2 separate regions of the Homo sapiens genome follow, and region 1 is linked to region 2. A link is a loop called in an ENCODE intact Hi-C map of the cell type or tissue named here. Cell type or tissue: heart left ventricle. All regions are shown on one strand. Links, peaks and the distances in the headings refer to the core of each region. The heading gives the core; the rest is flanking DNA. Region 1 holds the start of LINC02602 (long intergenic non-protein coding RNA 2602). Region 2 overlaps SERTAD4 (SERTA domain containing 4).

What was found. Hi-C counts contacts between places; a loop is a spot of excess contacts. Peaks named below come from ENCODE experiments on the same cell type or tissue, not always from the same donor. Only the 100,000 strongest peaks of a DNase experiment are listed, where the experiment ranks them.
Region 1: a loop joins it to region 2, with 4 times the contacts of the local background. A loop is called at or near these places in 41 of 110 quality-filtered maps.

The regions. Positions count from the first base shown.
Region 1 is chr1:210,288,597-210,296,930 of GRCh38, forward strand. LINC02602 (long intergenic non-protein coding RNA 2602) reads right to left here and starts at 4,553. Exons shown (of 2, transcript NR_183451.1): 1 at 4,348-4,553; 2 at 1,742-1,926. In heart left ventricle, for the core only: CTCF peaks have their summits at 4,060 (motif pointing right) and 4,260; DNase peaks (open chromatin) are centred at 4,125, 4,655, 4,915 and 6,645; H3K4me3 peaks cover 1,918 bases; H3K27ac peaks cover 5,301 bases.
Region 2 is chr1:210,235,976-210,244,269 of GRCh38, forward strand. SERTAD4 (SERTA domain containing 4) reads left to right here. Exons shown (of 4, transcript NM_019605.5): 2 at 1,969-2,160; 3 at 3,518-3,633; 4 at 5,583-8,294. The coding sequence starts at 1,986. The coding sequence ends at 6,362. Among named protein-coding and RNA genes, the nearest start is that of SERTAD4-AS1, 6.2 kb to the left of the region's middle. RefSeq lists an enhancer at 2,171-2,681. In heart left ventricle, for the core only: a CTCF peak has its summit at 4,027; a DNase peak (open chromatin) is centred at 1,246; H3K4me3 peaks cover 3,830 bases; H3K27ac peaks cover 3,283 bases.

The DNA.
Region 1 (8,334 bases), core at 189-8,188, 53 kb after region 2:
CAGGTTGGTGGCTGGGGTGGGGATGAGACCAGTGAGATCATGTCTGCTTCTGAAACATGCCAAGCTCATTCCCTCCTCCTGGACCCTTCCCTGGTTGTTCCTACTAACTGGGCTGCGCTTCACTCACTATTCCACCTCATGCAGGTCTCTTTCCAATTATCACCTCCTCAGAGGTCTTCCCTGAGGAAGATCCCCTTTAACATGGTGCCTGGTGCCTCCTCTCTCACTCCCCTTTCTTTGCTTTATTTTACTCACTCTGTGTCATCCACTGTTTTTATATTTTACTGATGTATTTTTATCATCAACTTCCCCCACTAAAAGGTCAACTCCATCAGGACAGAGGCTTTGTTGTACCCACTGCTGCATCACCAGCCTCTAGGTCCGTGTCTGCAAACAGGTATTTGTTGAATATAAACGAAGCACTTAGGTAGGTGCTGGGAAGATTTTCTTTATATGACAAAGGGTTTCCTATGCAAATATTCAGTGTAAACATGACTAAAGGACAGGGAATATTCAAACTATGTTAAGGAACATGCTATGTTAGGGAACTTTCTACGTAGGAAAACTTTTTTTTTTTTGGAGACAGGGTCTCACTCTGTCACCCAGGCTAGAGTGCAGTGGTGCGATCATGGCTCACTGCAGCCTCCACCTTCAGGGCTCAAGTGATCCTCCTGCCTCAGCCTCCTGAGTACTGGGATTACAGGCATGCACCACCATGCCCAGCTAATTTTGTTCATTTTTTATAGAGACAATGTCTCACTATGTTGCCTAGGCTGGTCTCAAACTCCTGGCCTCAAGCGATTCTCCCACTTTGGCATCCCAAAGTGCTGGGATTACAGGCATGAGCCACTGGGCCCAGCCTACACGGGGGAACTTCTCATTGACATACAGTCAACAGGTGAGGGGCATAGCAGCAGGTCGATTCTTATGTATGTGAGTACTCTCTTGCACCAAGATACAGGTCTAAACGAAAAAAATTTAGTTATTTTTAATAAAAATGCCTGGTTCATATTTAAAAAAATAGAACTTCTGGGGGGTGTAATTCCTGTAATTCCTGTTAAAAAAAAAAGTAGCACGTATTCACAATATAGATCTTTACACAAACACATGCATTGAGCAAATACATGTTGTCTTATTATTTTTGAATGCAGTCTTTTCTCCCCATTTCCTTTTCTATGGTCAGCCCTCGCCCCATTTTCTTCCCACCATAACACCTTGAATATGGAGTATACTTTTTTTTTATGTAATTCTGTATAGAATATATACCTATACACATACCCAGGGGAATGCTGTTTATTGTTTTACAATGTGGGATCATTTATACATCTTTTCTCTCCTCATCTCAACACCACCTCATAGAAACTCCTCCAAGCTATCTGGCATACTCTGATTTTCCATGTTCATTGGTTACATACTATGCCATGGTGTGGACGTGTAATAATGTGTTCAGCTTTTCCCTCTTGGGAGGCAACCCTCTGTTTCCTGGCTTTTGCTCCAACAAACTATGCCATAACACCCATCTTTGAAATGTACAGTTTCAGAGCAGGAGGTGAAGTTGGATGCTCTTTCATTCAATCCCACAGTTAAGATAAATAAGGATCAGAAAAGTAAAAGAACATGCCCAAGGTCACACAGCTATTTGCTTGGTGCTTTGTAAAAATTTGAATAGCTATTATTTCACATGCTCTTCACAAGCAGGGCAAGTATTATCAGGTCAACCTTAAAAGTGGAGAAACTGAAGTCAAAGAGACCAATTGCTTTGATTTTATTACCAGTGAGGGCTAAAGCTAGGGCTTAAAGCCAGGACTTCTGATTCCTGATCCCCAGTAGCTTCTTCCACTCCTGCGTTGATGGAAACCATTAACTCAAAACTTCTACAGGGCAGCCTTCTGTTAATATATTCTAGACATCAACTGTACACCAAGCCTGAAAAAAAAAAAAAGTTTCGTTAAGAGAATGACACAGTGTGGATTTACCCATAATTCATAGCATACTTTCCTTACCTATTAGAATAAATGATAGTTGAGGTTGTTAAAAGTCTTTAAAATTAAATAGATTAAATTGTGAGTGCTGGCTCTGCCAGTAACTCTGCAACCTTCAGCAGATTACCCAGCATCCCTAAAACCCAGTTTCCTCATCTATAACCAAGGATATAATTGCACGGCACCTGCCTTCTCAGGTATTGTTAAGATTAGATGCCACAGGTGTAAGAGCAGATAGGATAGTAGGATCTTGATAAAGATTAGCTATTATTTTGGATGCTGTAATTCTTAGGTCTCACCCAACTGAACCGGTAGATATCTTTGATATCTTTCCTTCTTCACTCTTGTCTAGGACAGGGAAAGCCTTTCTTATCTATGGGTCCAGGGCAGTTCGATATCCTTGCTGGTTACTTTGTTATTTCTTCGTAAGTGTAGGGTTACAGCGGGAAAGACCTTGAGAGTTGTCTCTTTTAGCATTGTACATTGGCTAAAGTGGAGGGGAATCTGTCCCCAAAAATGGCAGAGTGGGAATATTCTGACCCTTCTGAGCACGGCTGACAGTGTGAGCCATGGAGAATGATGACATTTTTCAGCAACAGAACTGTCAATGGATGTGTTACAGCTATTTTAGTGCCTTCTCCCCTCCTGGAGAAAAGCCATTTTCAAACCCGTTGCTTGCAATGCATTAAGTGATGAAATACAGATAACAAATTGCGCATTTGTTTGGCTTCATGCTTATTACACCCCCGGTTCTGGAAAGCATTGCACTTAGCCCCTTAATAATCCCTCTCCTGAGATCAATTACTAGGATTTATCTGGTTCCTCGAGCATAAAAGTGTTTTATTGTTTTTACTTTTGCTCCAAGTGAAGTGTGAGTGGGTAGGCCAGGTTAAAATGGACTGTCCCAGACAAGAATATGAAGCTGGGATCATTGGCCCTGCTTTTACTGTCTACCAGGTCCTCATGACCAGGAAAGGGGGGAATATTTGGAAGCCACTTCCCTGGGGAGGCACCAGGTCCAGATGTCCTCATCTCTGGCTATTTGCACGTATATAGAACACAGGTCTGCAGGTGCCTAGGAAGGTGGGTGCTGTTCCACGGGAGAAGCTGGAAAGCAGAACCAAGTTACCATCTCAGACCAAATCGTTTTTCCTCTAGAATTTCACTGTAATCCAAACCAGTTGAACATTTGAGAAGAACTGGGTACCATGAAAAGGGGTAATGGAATTAGCTTTCATGTTTTTCCAGGACTCTAAACCATATTTCCTGTCACAACTGTACATTATTAATACAAGGCATCTGTTAGCGCACAACTGCCTGAAAATGTGCACCCAAAAACCTTACATCTGGTTTCAATAATTTATTTCTGACATTTGTAGTTGGTGGTGGTGGGGAGTGGGGGGAGGATGGGAAAAAGGGGGGAATTAAAGCAAGATGTTGCCTTTAACCCATCAGAAGCTCCTGTTGGAGCCGAAAGCTGGAGTTCTTAACGTGGTTTCTGCATTAGGTAATATATTAATTTAGCAGCAAATAGCAAGACTCCGGGCCTGGTGGGTGTGGGTGCCCGCTCGCTTTTATCCTGCCTTCTCTGGCTGCAGCAATTAGCTTCCTCTTGCGAAGGGGATTAGGAGGACCACCCCCCAGCGGCGGGGGTTGGGGGGCTCTCGCAGAGCTGTCAGGTGTCATTCGGCTTACCCAGCCCCCCCACCACTCCCCGCCCCTGCAATTAACTCCCTCTCCCGCTTTGCCAGCCCCTCACCCGCACAGAGACAAAGAGGCCTGTTCCCGAGGTGTCCGACCTCCTGCCCCCTTGGCGGGCCCCGCCCGGGTTCCTCCAGCAGGAATCGCCCCAGGCGCTGGGAGCCAGAGCTGGCCGGGTCTGACACCCGCCCCAGACTTTCCACGATCAGGTTTCAGCTCGACTAACGAGGGGGAAAGAAAGAACGCGCGACTTCCGCGGGCCGGAGCCGCGCGGGGGCCCGGGGGAAACGCCGGCCTGGTCTGGGTGGGAGGGGACGCGAAGAGGCTCCGGGCTCGGCCAGTGTCTGCCCCGGGACTGGGCCCTGGGACTAGGCGGGGCACAGGTGTCCCAGGAGGGGGCGCCCTGACTTGACGCGAACGGGCCACCTGTCCCTCCCACGCCTGCGCTGCCACCCGCCCTGCTCCGCCATCGCCTCCTCCAAAGCTCCCCGGATCCTCCGAGGCGTCGTCGTCCGAGTTGTTCTGCGGGAGGAACTTCTGCTAAAGCCGGTCCTCGAGTCCCCCCCGCCTCAGGAGGGGCAGCGCCCGGATTGTCTTAAGTACAACACTTGCCAAAAGGGGCTCTTTGGGATTTGGGACTTTTTTTCCTAAGCAACAGACGTACCTTTCCAGACTCACCAACTTAGAAGCACAGGTTTTCTGTTTGTTTCATTATTAGACTTTCAAAGATCATCATGTCCCACAGCCTCCTCCTTTTCCAGATGAGGGGACTGAAAATCAGAAACATTTTGCCTTTTGCTCAAGGTCACACAGCTCAAGTTCACTGGGCGGCTGGGACTAGAGGGTCCGAATATTCTGCAGCTATGATATGAAAAAAATAAGTTTGGCTGGAGGGTGGAGGGCATCCAGGTCTGTCCTGGCCAGCCGGCGGGGAGGCTCAGCCCAGGGTTCAGATTTTCCTGGAGCCAGTCCACCAGCGGTCAGGCCACATGTGAGTAATGAAGAATTGAGTGTTGTGTACTTTAGGCTGGTCTCCCTCTTCCTGGCCCCCTTCCCCGGCCTTAACTTCCTTTTGGAGTCCCTACTGACTTCTGGGTGTCCACCATGGGCCCTGTTGGAAAAATTTCAGCTCCATCCCAGAATAAAAGGAATGAAAACCTGGGGAAAGGAGCCAAGAAGGAAAAGCCACAAATTCGCATCTGGCCGAGGCAGAGGGAGCAGCTCCAAGAGCCTGCAGAAATGCACTGTGACTGCTGTTTGCAGAGGTTCAGCTGCCAGAGGCTCGGATGCCCTCCTGGGTCCTGCTCCTGAGAAATCAGAGCAGGCAAGAGAGAAGACACATGTTCCCCACCAAATTTTTCCTGCCGCCAAGTCCTTCAGGTTTCTGCAGACCATGGGGAAGAACAAGAACTATGGAGTCAGGCAAGAGGTAGCTGGAATTCCAACTCCCCAACCCATTAGATGGGGCCTTGAGTAAGTGACTCAACCTCTCTAAGCCTCAGTTTCTTTGCCTGTTACATGAGGGGAACAACAGGACCATTATGAGGACTTATATAACGTGTACTATATAAAGCACTTAACACAGTTCTTGTACCTAGGGCTACATTGTAACTTTTGTGGGTTTTAGGCATTTTGGCCTTCGCGGCCATGAGCCCTTCATCAAAAACAAAAATTAAAAAATACAAAAATATTTTATGGCTGCATTTGTATAAAGATGAACATAATAATATTATGTAGTAAAGCATTTTTTTTTTTGAAATGGAGTCTTGCTCTGTGGCCCAGGCTGGAGTGCAGTGGCACGATCTTGGCTCACTGAAACCTCTGCCCACTGGGTTCAAGCGATTCTCCTGCCTCAGCCTCCTGAGTAGCTGGGATTACAGGCACCTGCCACCATGCCTGGCTAATTTTTGTATTTTTTGTAGAGACGGGGTTTCACCATGTTGGCCAGGCTGCTCTCGAACTCCTGGCCTCAAGTGATCTACCCACCTTGGCTTCCCATACAGGCTTGAGCCACCGTGCCCAGCCAGTACTAAAGCATTTCTTAATCTAAAAATATTATATATTGTTTTGTTTCTACAAAGAAATTAAAACATTTCCATGGGCCCCCAAAAGCACTGTGGGCCCTCGGCACTGTGCCTAATGGATGTCAGCCCTGCTTGTCTCCCAGCTCAGGATCTGCTTTTAGGGTAGCCCAAACAAAGACACAGGGGCATGTCTATGACGTGTGAGGAGCCACAGCAAAGAGACAACCGAGAGAAGAGTGTAATGAGTGAGGGTGGGGGGAAGGAGGAGAGAAATAGCTTTCATAAACTCAGCGTCCTCCCAATCCTCTTGCAATCACATGGGGTTGCTGTTGTAGCCCTCCCTGCAGGATCTGTCAGGACTGTGCTTCCCGTACGTCAGGTCTGCCCTCTGCACCATCAGCCCTCTATCTCCACTCCCTCTGCTCATACCCAGGCAGGTAGGTAGTGTAAAGCCCACCTTCCTCTATAGGCCCCTCTCAGTAGTTCCTCTTCACAGACGGGCATTTATCCTACCAGGATTCTAGTCCCTCTTGCCAAGGAGAGATCCCAGGCTTTGGGGCAACACTGCCCTAGCCTCCTGAGCCCCACATGTGGAATATCTGGCCATGCCTTCCCACCTACTTTTCTCCTCAGGGCAGGCCCACCTCCGGGGTACTTTTCAACGCAGAGAGCCTCAGAGATTGGACATGAGAGAAAAAGGTGCTCTCCTGCATGATATTAGCTTTTCTTCCATCTGAAGTCACAAGGCTGGGTCATACAGTCAGTCCCTGGGGGCACATAGCTCTTAGGATTCGCTCCTAGCTACCAGGCAACTGGCAGAGACTAAACAGCTTATGTTTCTAAGAGGGAGTGGCTAGTGTTTATCAAAGACTGATGTGTGGGCTCCAGCAGCCTCTCCAGACAGTGGCTGAGGCCTGTCCTGAGCTCTGGGAAAGCAGGAAGTCCCCGGCTGGGCTGGGGCTTGCTGGCTTTGCAGGAGCACTGGCAGGATCTGAGGAAAGCGTTCCTCACAGATGTCTCCTTCAGAGGCTGGTGGATTCCTTAACAGCTAATTAGTGAGAAGTCGCTACCATGATGGGGGCTGACCTAGGCCTTCCTCCACCTCCTCCTTGGGGTTGAGACCCCAGGAGAGACCAGCAATGCTTTACTATGGTCGTATTTCCTCCCCGACGTCAATGCTTTCTTTAGGAATCATCTCTTCAGTTTAAGCCTTTTCTCAGAAACCAGCTTTTCTCTGACAAGTTTGCAGCTCAAAAGGAACTGGCTCCTCTTACTGTTGAAATCGGGCACATCTGGAAGCAGTAAACTTTTCAGCAGGCTGAGGGGGAAGAAAAGATGTCTTGTAGGGGACAGATTCACCTCTGGGACTAATTATTCTTTATATTTCACCCGTCACGTTTACTATCTTTGTCAGAGCAAAGAGACAATAAGTGATCTCATTAAATCCCAGAAAGATGCTTCTCCCCTTCAAGGAGAACCTCTCAACACCCTGTCCTCTGACAAGGGCCATGTCACTGAGGTTGGCACAGGGGCCTGGGAATCAGGGATGGGTGGGGCAGAGGCGCTTCCAAATGCTTTTCTTCATTTGAATATAGTGTCTGTGTTTTCTATTGCTGGAAATACCCTTGTGGGTCTGAAATCAAAGTCTTCTCTGGCCACATTTTCCCCAGACGTAGGCTCCCTTTGGAAAGACAGAAATGAGAGGGGATCGGTCGTGGGGTTAAAAAAAATCATTTTGGGGGAATTCTGAACCAGCTCTTCTTCTCCCTTCTTCCTATCAAAAACTCATCCTGTGGCTGGCTGCGTTGGCTCACACCTGTAATCCCAGCACTTTCGGAGGCTGACGCAAGAGGATTGCTTGTGCTCAGGAGTTCAAGACTAGCCTGGGCAACATGGTGAAACCCTGTCTCTCCAAAAAATACAAAAATTAGCCAGTAGTCTGAACTGGGAGGCTGAAGTGGGAGGATGGCTTGAGCCTAGGAGGTTGAGGCTGCAGTGAGCTGAGATTGTACCACTGCACTCCAGACTGGGTGACAGAGTGAGACCCTGTCTCAAAAACAAACAAATGAAACATCCTGGTAAAAAGACCAGAGAAGACACTGAGTCAGATTCTTCCAGGGCTGGGTGACAGTTGTATGAAACCCCTATTAACCCCAGTGAGTAAGGCACCAAGTTCAAGAGGCTGAAGATGAGACCCAGAGCCAGCAAATGAGACATGGGGTTTTATTAGAGGCTTCCATACAGGGGGACATCGGGCCGGACAACATAATCGAGTGGCCTAGTGGCAGTGGGCTGGGCAGGAAAACTGCAATGGCCTCCAAATCTCATGCAGTTTGTATAGCATTTTCACTTAACACCCTCCCCCTAACAGCTTTCACCCAGCAGAGTTCATTTAGCCCCAAAACTCAGGGCCTTAATCCCCTGTACCACCATGTCCCATAGGATGGGCCAGGGACTCAGATGTTCTGCATAGACAAGGAATGAATCTCCTGGTTGGCTACTCCCAGATTCCCTAGCTCAGAACACACATTCTGGTGCATCTGCCATACAGGGTCATTCTGAGGATATGCTAAACTTAATGCTGACAGGTGCGTTTACCCTACAATGACCCTCCACAAAGCCATCGC
Region 2 (8,294 bases), core at 295-8,294:
TGTAATTCATGTGCTCTTGGCAATAGTATTTCCTGATATGATTGTCTCTTAGAATAGGTGAAGAAACTGGACAATTTCATGAGAGTCTTCCAGGGAATAAATCATCATGAAGTTTGATACCCTACTTGGATGAGGAGTTTGAGAAATGATAGACAGAAGGACTTAATTTGTTAAATCAATGTAGGCTAAATTTCTTTGTTGATGACTCAAAGAGAAAAATAAATGACATGTCCCATCGTTTCTTTGTAAAGATTTAATCGAACCTTTCTTTTGCCCACTTGTTTTAAGGTTTACTAATAAGTCCGTACTGATGTCTCTTTGGAGGGCATCTTAAAAGAGAACGGGGAGGTGTTGTAGCAGCCCAAACCAGCTGAGTCCTAATTCTCTCCACTGACCTGTACACCTTCCCTGTCTGTCAAAAGATCTTGCTTCATTATTCAGTGTGGTTGGGACAGAATTTGAGACCTCAGAGAGAAGACTGGGTGAAAGGTAGAGTCATTGCTGCCAAGAGCTGCTCTTTTAGCCAGAAGGACATTGTCACTTTAATGATGCTATTTCGCCTTACCCTGGTGTTTTTCCTCTTTTTCCTTGGAAGTGGACCCTTGTTATAGCATGTAGGTAATAATAGTCTCCCACGAGACAATGGTAGATTCACTCTTTCCCAGAAACATTACAAGCTGTATAATTTGGAAAAGAAAGCAAGAACTGGGCCCTTAGTTTATGTTTGAAAGACAATCAATCTTCAGAAAGCCTGACGTCACTTGTGTGACAGTTCTTGAAACCACAGAATGAGATAGTGGGGGCTTGAGTCTCCTAAAGGGATTGGCAGTTAAGGAGGCACTGAGGTTGCGCTACTGTCACCACTGGTCTATGGCTGCTAGGTCTTTTTACCTTCATATCAGACTCTCCTCTCCCTTGAACTTACTCTTGACCCTACCTCGAGACCTGCAAAGGGCCAAGTGAAGACACAGAGCCCCCATGAAAGCGGCCTCACTGCCTGAGCTATCGAGGGGCCCAGGAAGCCTCACAGAGCAGAGAAGCTCCCATCTCCCTGCAGGCCCAAGGGAGAAGGGCGTGAACTGGAGAGAAGGGCAGTGATGTGTTGCCTCTTGGAAAGTTCCTGCTCTGTGTCTGGGCTTTGCAGTGTAAAGAGTTGTTGGCTGCCTCTGGCCCCAGAGCCTGGCTCCTGTTTAATATTCTGCCTGCTCCGTTGATGTTGTGCTTGGCTCCTGTGGGACTGCAACTCACGGCTTGAAACTGGAGCCAATTTTCTGTCTTCATCTCGCAGTGTTTTGACTGGAGGCAGATCCAGTTCAGGCCGATCAGGGCTGGTGGAAACAACTACCAAGTGTCTCTCTGTCTGCTTTGCTTTGGGAGAAGAAAGTGGAGGGAGCCCCAGCATGTTGTAGAGGAACTGGCCTGCGGAAACGAGAGGAGGAGGGTGCAGGGGGCAGCGGAACAGACTGAACCTCAGAGCATCAGTTGGAATTACGGTGGATATTTCTGCTTCCCCTGCCCTTTTCTTTTGATTGATTAGTGGATTTCATCAAAGGAGACTCCCGGGGGATTGACTAGAAAATTGATTTTGCCTTATTAATAGAAAGGAAGCGCAAGGGTTTTGGCTTCTTAGCAGTACATTTTCTTTGGAAGGTCAGGAGGAAAATGTGTTTAGGAGGCAAAGCAGCTGTCTAGAAGAGGGCTGAAGGGAATCTGAGAACAATAAGAAATGGGGTTTTAAAGATCCGCCCATGAAATGCAGATTGCTGAACACAGAGGCTGAGCTAATAGCAGCTAGAGAGTTTGCTGAGGTTTTCTTTGAAAAAATAATAAAATGTTTCAGGGTAAAGGGGAGGGCCGAGAAGTAAAAGTTTCCCAAAGCAAAGAAATGAAGATGCCAAGGCCGTCCCTTGGCTTGCTCTTGATTAGGGCTGTTTTCTTCATTCTTGTTTTTTTTTTTTTTCTTTTCAGATCTGAGGCTGTCAGAGATGACTCTGGTTCTGTCCATGAATAGATTCTGCGAGCCCATTGTCTCGGAAGGAGCTGCTGAAATTGCTGGGTACCAAACACTATGGGAGGCTGACAGCTACGGAGGCCCAAGCCCCCCAGGGCCAGCACAAGCTCCTTTGCAGGGAGACCGGGGAGCTGGTCCCCCACTGGCAGGTATTGCCCTTGACCTGCGCCCATCCCCCCCACCCCTCGCTGCCCTTTGCAGCCAGCCTGGTGGACAGGAGGTGGTGTCTGGGGTGCCCCTCTGAGCCAGGAGAGCTAAAGCTCCAGGGACTTCCCGGGCTGCCTGTGCGCCTCTCATAAGTGAGTCCAGAGCTCCAGAGAGAGGACCAGAGGTGATATTTAAATTGCATTCAAACCTGTGTCTACCCATGCTGCTTTTTGAATATAAGTCATGTGTCTGTATTTTTAAGAGGGCCAAACCAGATATTGAAACTCTGAGTTTGGGTTTTGGTTTTCTACCCTGTGGAACTGTATGGTTCTCTCACAACTATGAAAGCTCTGGTGGGCTCAACAATGACACCTTTATCCCATGAGATATAAAGGAATCTGCACTTTGGGCCAGCAGCTATGAGCTTCTTTTCTTTGTTAACCCATTTATGCCCAGTGTTCCATTATTGGAACGCTAAGCTTGTGGAAGTTATTTATATCCTACTGCTCAAGGTCATCACCAAGGTCTGACTTTTCAAACACAAAAAAATTTGCAACCTATGGCATAAATGGGTAAAGCACACAATTGGTTTTAGGATTGTAGGAAAAAAATTTAAAGCCAAGAAAATAGAAGTATGTTCTTCCTGATTCTTTCTTCTTATAGTTTAAGTTCCTTTGGATTTTTTTGCAGTATTAGCTATTTTTAAAAGAAACTAAAATATAAAACAAGTACTCAATGAAGTCTGTTTTGCTAAAAAAGATTAAAAACTGTGGTCTTCATGGTTGGCATACTACATTTTGGAGAGTGAAAAGGACATTAGTTACCCAAAATTTTAACTCAAATTTTAAAAATTTGAATTTTGTATTTTGAAAAAAAGGAATGCTATAATCCCAATGTGCAGATAACCATTTGTTCACTAACCTAAAGCCAATAAGATTTCAAAGTTGTTTGGTTATCAGTGGTTACAGTTAAAGATGTATACATCTTTAACAGTGGTGCTATGTTGTCATGAATTTAATTAAACAATTTAAATAAATACTAATATATTTTAGAGAAATTACACTCCTCCCCTTTATGAATGTTGCAGTTTCCTTTTGCATAGAATTAAGATTCTGCATATTTATTAAATGCTAAAATATGTGATTTTCCTCTATAATTGCCTAGAAATCTTTTCCTAGCCTGGGTCACAGGATTCCATATGATAGCAACTATTAAGACAAATGTTTATTTTTAATCACCACATGTACAGACAAATATGTAGCCAAGTTATCCTCTAGAAGGAAAGGAAACGAAAGTATTTTGTTTGGAGAACCTCTGGCAAACCGCATGTCATTTGTCATATCTGATTTATTACCACAGGATCACATTACAGGGGAATTTCAAATCCTATAACAACATCCAAGATCACATACTTTAAGAGGAAGTATGTGGAAGAAGAGGATTTTCACCCACCACTCAGCAGCTGTAGCCATAAAGTATGTTTTTTTAATAGTCATTATTTTTATTAAGAGTTTAAGATACTTAGTAACAGTTGCTTGATCCACTTCCAGGAATTAAATTGTTTCACCCAAGCAATGAAAATGAGCCACTTCTCAGTGGAGCCTCATTAATCGTTGTCGCTTTTTTGGGTCCTGTGTTATTTTTCACAAGTACTTGAAGAAAAAGCTGGCAAGAGCTATTCTACCCAGAAATGTCAAAATTATGTAATCCAAGGAATTTTTTTTAACGTATGATTTAATATTTCTCAGACTGTGTTTTGGGTTATGGTTCTTCCACACTTTTGTGTGTGGGGAATGCGCTCGTTCTTTCCTGTCATGTTCTCCCCAGTCTGAGTTCTGGCTCCTGCAGCCAATGCTACTTCCCTGTGTGTCCACATGGGGGTGGTTACACAGGGCTTTTCCTGACCTCTTATGGGTAGACTCATCATCCTTGAATGTGTGTATACAAGTAGAAATATGCACTTCACTGGACATGGGTTACATATAAGTTTGTTGAAACATGGACTTCATTTCCAGGAAAAGACCAAAGCTAACTTTTTTGTAGGTATAGTTAAAAAAAAAAACAAGATGGGGAAATTGCATAGAATTATGAATCTGGGCATCTAAGCTTTTGAAATATCAGTTCATTTTTCTTTAGAGTTACCTTCCTTCAATAACTATCTGCTGATTTAATCAAGGCAGGTATAAGCACAGACCATAGTTGTCTGAAATGCAGAGAGGATTTTCAATTCTTCTTCCTCTCTGTCTCCTCTTGCCTTCCCCCTCTGCCACCTCATCCTTTAGATGTTGCTTTTACCTTGCTCATGAAAAGACAGCAGAATGCATTGGTAGGTACTGGGCTTTTCCCTGCATGTGTAGTCCCTGCCTTTGGTCAGTATGGGCTGGTTTAGTTCACAGCTCCTCAGGTTATGGTGCCAGTTTGCTTTTTTGATGGCCTGGAATAACTGGTCCCCAGGACACAAGCAGTTTATTTCCTTTTTAGTTTCTGTGTTGTGGTTGTAGCAGTTTCCCAGTTGCTACTGGATTTGCACCAACCATCGCATAGTGACAGTGTCACACAGCTCAGGAGTGAGCCCTCTCATTTCCTCTCGGCATCTCGTCTCCCACTCAGCTCCACAAGGAAGCCTACTTTGGTCCTTCAACTGACACATTCTGTCAGGGTCTGAGCCTCATTCATTAGTGTGTCCTCTTATCAAGCAAGGATAATTGCAAGTATGAAACCCAAAGGATTAAAAGAGGGACAGCATTAAAAGCCAAATCTCATGCTCCTTCTTGGCTAGACCAGGGTTTGAAGTATATTCATTATGACTTGCATTTTGGCATCATTTTAAAAACATGTATTGATGTACAATATATGAGTTATGTGTCTGTGTGTGTGTATTTGTATAGACACACATAAAAAAGTACAGGTATCACAGTACAGCTTGATGAATTTCATGAGGTCATGTAACTAACATCCAGGTCGAGAACCAAAACATAACTAGCAACCAGAATCTTCCTTCTGCCGGCTTCTAACACTACCCCTCGCCCCGCTCACCCCAACTCTGAAAGTACCTCCTCTCCTGACTTCTAATAGCTTAGATTAGTTTTGTGTTTCAGCATCTTCCTTATTGGGCCATAATAGATCAAACCACCTGAACTGTCCCTCCTGGGGCCTGCACTGTGGCTCGATTCCCTAGTGCTTGACCACACCAGTGAGTCAGGAAGTGGGTGGGTGCTCCAGCCAAGTGAGGAAAGGGAATATCAGCAGAATGGGGGACAGCCTCTCTAAATTAACCCTGCGGAACAAGACCACAACATGCCCAGACCCAGACAGTGCCAAGAAAGAAGTATGCTATGATGATGTTTTCATATAGTCCATTTTCTAAGCTTTCTCTCTTCCTTTTTCTGTTTGTTTTTTTCTTTTTTTTTTTTTTGGTTTGTAGACCATCTCAATTTTTGAGGAACGAGCCCACATCCTTTATATGTCCTTAGAAAAGCTAAAGTTTATCGATGATCCTGAAGTGTACCTCCGAAGATCTGTCCTTATAAACAATTTGATGAAAAGGATCCATGGAGAAATTATCATGCAGAATAACTGGTGCTTCCCTGCCTGCTCTTTCAATGGCACCTCTGCCCAAGAGTGGTTTATGGCTCAAGACTGCCCTTACCGAAAACGACCACGGATGGCCAAAGAGGAATGTGAAAAGTTTCATGCCTGCTGCTTTTACCAAGAATGTGGTGGCCACTACCTAAATTTACCCCTTTCTGTCAATGCTAATGTTGGAAGTGCCTCCACTGCTGCCTCCTCTCCCTCCGCCTCTTCTTCCTCCTCATCTTCCTCTTCCTCTCCCCCTTTGCCTTTACCGAGTTGTTCCCGCCAGGTGGATTTTGATGTAGGTAGTGCATCTATTTACAAGAGTGATGGCCAGATACCTGCCAATGAAATCTTTGTCACTAATGTCAGATCACTTGGTGTTCAGGAAAAGGCCAAATTAAATGATGAGAAAGCAAATGATGACACCAACAGAGATGGTGGCCCCCTCAGCCACGAACCTGTGGGAAATGACCTTGCTTTTGAGTGCAAAGGCCAATTTTATGATTATTTTGAGACCGGATATAATGAAAGAAACAATGTAAATGAATCTTGGAAAAAGTCCTTACGGAAAAAGGAGGCTTCACCACCAAGTAACAAACTGTGCTGCAGCAAAGGAAGTAAAATATGAGCCATCTTCTCACCGAACTTTGAAGCATGCACAGCATGATCAGTTAGCTCTCGTAAATTTTATTTTGAATGGATTTTGTAGTTTTGTACAACAGATAAAATTATGCCATGAACATGCCATGTCGTTTTAATGCCTGGAGAGCAGATTGCGTAAAACATCTGTATAGCAGGCATCAGCGAGCTTCTTATAAATGTGGTGATTTTTACCAAGGAAACGATTGACTTAATGCTTAAAAGTATATCATAGTTTTCTTACGGAAAAGATCAGTAGATGAGATTGGGGGACAATGTGCCCTTGCAATATTTCCATTGCCCCCCAAGGAGCCTGTCACTAGCTAAGAAATTTCTACATGTTTGCCAGTTAATTAGGGAGTTATTTGGTAAGCAAATCAATATAACCAGCAAAGATACCTGCTTCTTCTATATGATACAATATTTTTTTTAAATAAAAGACTAAAGACAGGGAGCTAGATGAAATGGCTTAATGGTGCTGTTAAGTATTTGTACCTAACAGTCTTGTGTGACAGATGAAAATAGGATGTAACATAATGAAACACACCTGTCTAGGGGCGGCAATCAACAGTCTTACACAGAGAGGGTATTCCCTGCAAGTTTCTGGCTTGCCTGTGATGGGTGATGAGGCTTTTAGAGAGGTGTTATACAGGGCGATTTTTGGTGCCTTACTTTTATCTTAATTTTTGCCAATGTGAAAATTAAGGATAAATCAGAGTTACAGCAGGGATTTAACAAACAGGACAAAAAAAAAAAAAAAAAAAAAACCACAGGGTGGATCAATATGGTTTGGAAACTGTTAACTTTGAACTATTGTGTTCAGCTTTTGATTCGACATCTCTATTCTTTATTTTTGATGCCCAATTGCTTTTGGATTCGCCGTTTTTTCAATAGGGATGGAGGAAATGAGAGAGAGAGCTGTTAGAAAGCAGCACGGGCTGCTCGAGCTTTTCTATGGCAACTGTGTGTTGCTGGGGTTGGGGTTTTCTGGGTTTTGGGTTGTTTTGTTTTGTTTTCTTGTCCAATGAAGTTCACGAACCAGTGGCATGCATTATACTTTTCTCTGTTTTGCATCATTTCACTTGTTTAGATTATAAAAGCATGTGGGTTTTTATATATGAACTTTGCTGTTGATTAAGAAGCACAATGTTAATAAATGATGTGGTGATCAATAAGGTTTATCTTAAAGAATGTAAAGACTTTAGGTTTTTGAAAGTTATTTTGGAGAAATGGGACTTAATCTATAATAGTTACTATGTATTTGGTCTACATTTTCCAAATAATATCTTTAACTTGTACATTTGAAAAGTGTTCAGAGTGGCCCTCCTACCATCCTTCCTTCCACTCCAGCCAACTCTTCCTGCTAAACTGTATTCCAGTTTCCAAGTTTACTAATTGACTTGGGCCTGTTCAAATAATACTTCACAGAAACCAAATGCCAAACGGAGGAAATAAGTAAGCCCTCCCAGTTTCTCCAAGATAAAGCTTTTTTTATTATTGCTATTAATATTAAATATAGGTCTCATTCATACAGTGTATGAGTAGGATCATTTGGACAATTGTCCACAAAGACCAATTTTTAAAACATTTTCTTGTGTTATAGTTAAATAGTCTAGTAATGTTTTGTCCTTTATTTTCAATATTTGATAAACATTTGATGTTCAAAACTTAGCTAATAGATGCTTGTATATGAATGTGTTGTAATAAAGTGAGGTTTTCTTGATATATATTTATTAAGATGATAAAAATTCATTAAGTTTTTTAAATTTTAATGGCTATTGGCTATGTTTCTCTTTTCCATTATTCTCTCTCCTTTAAAAAACTCAAAACATCTAGAAACTGTAGTGGATAGTGGCCACACAGGAGTTTTCTAAATTAAAGAGTATTTTAAAATGCCAATCTGACAGGTGTTTCAGAATGA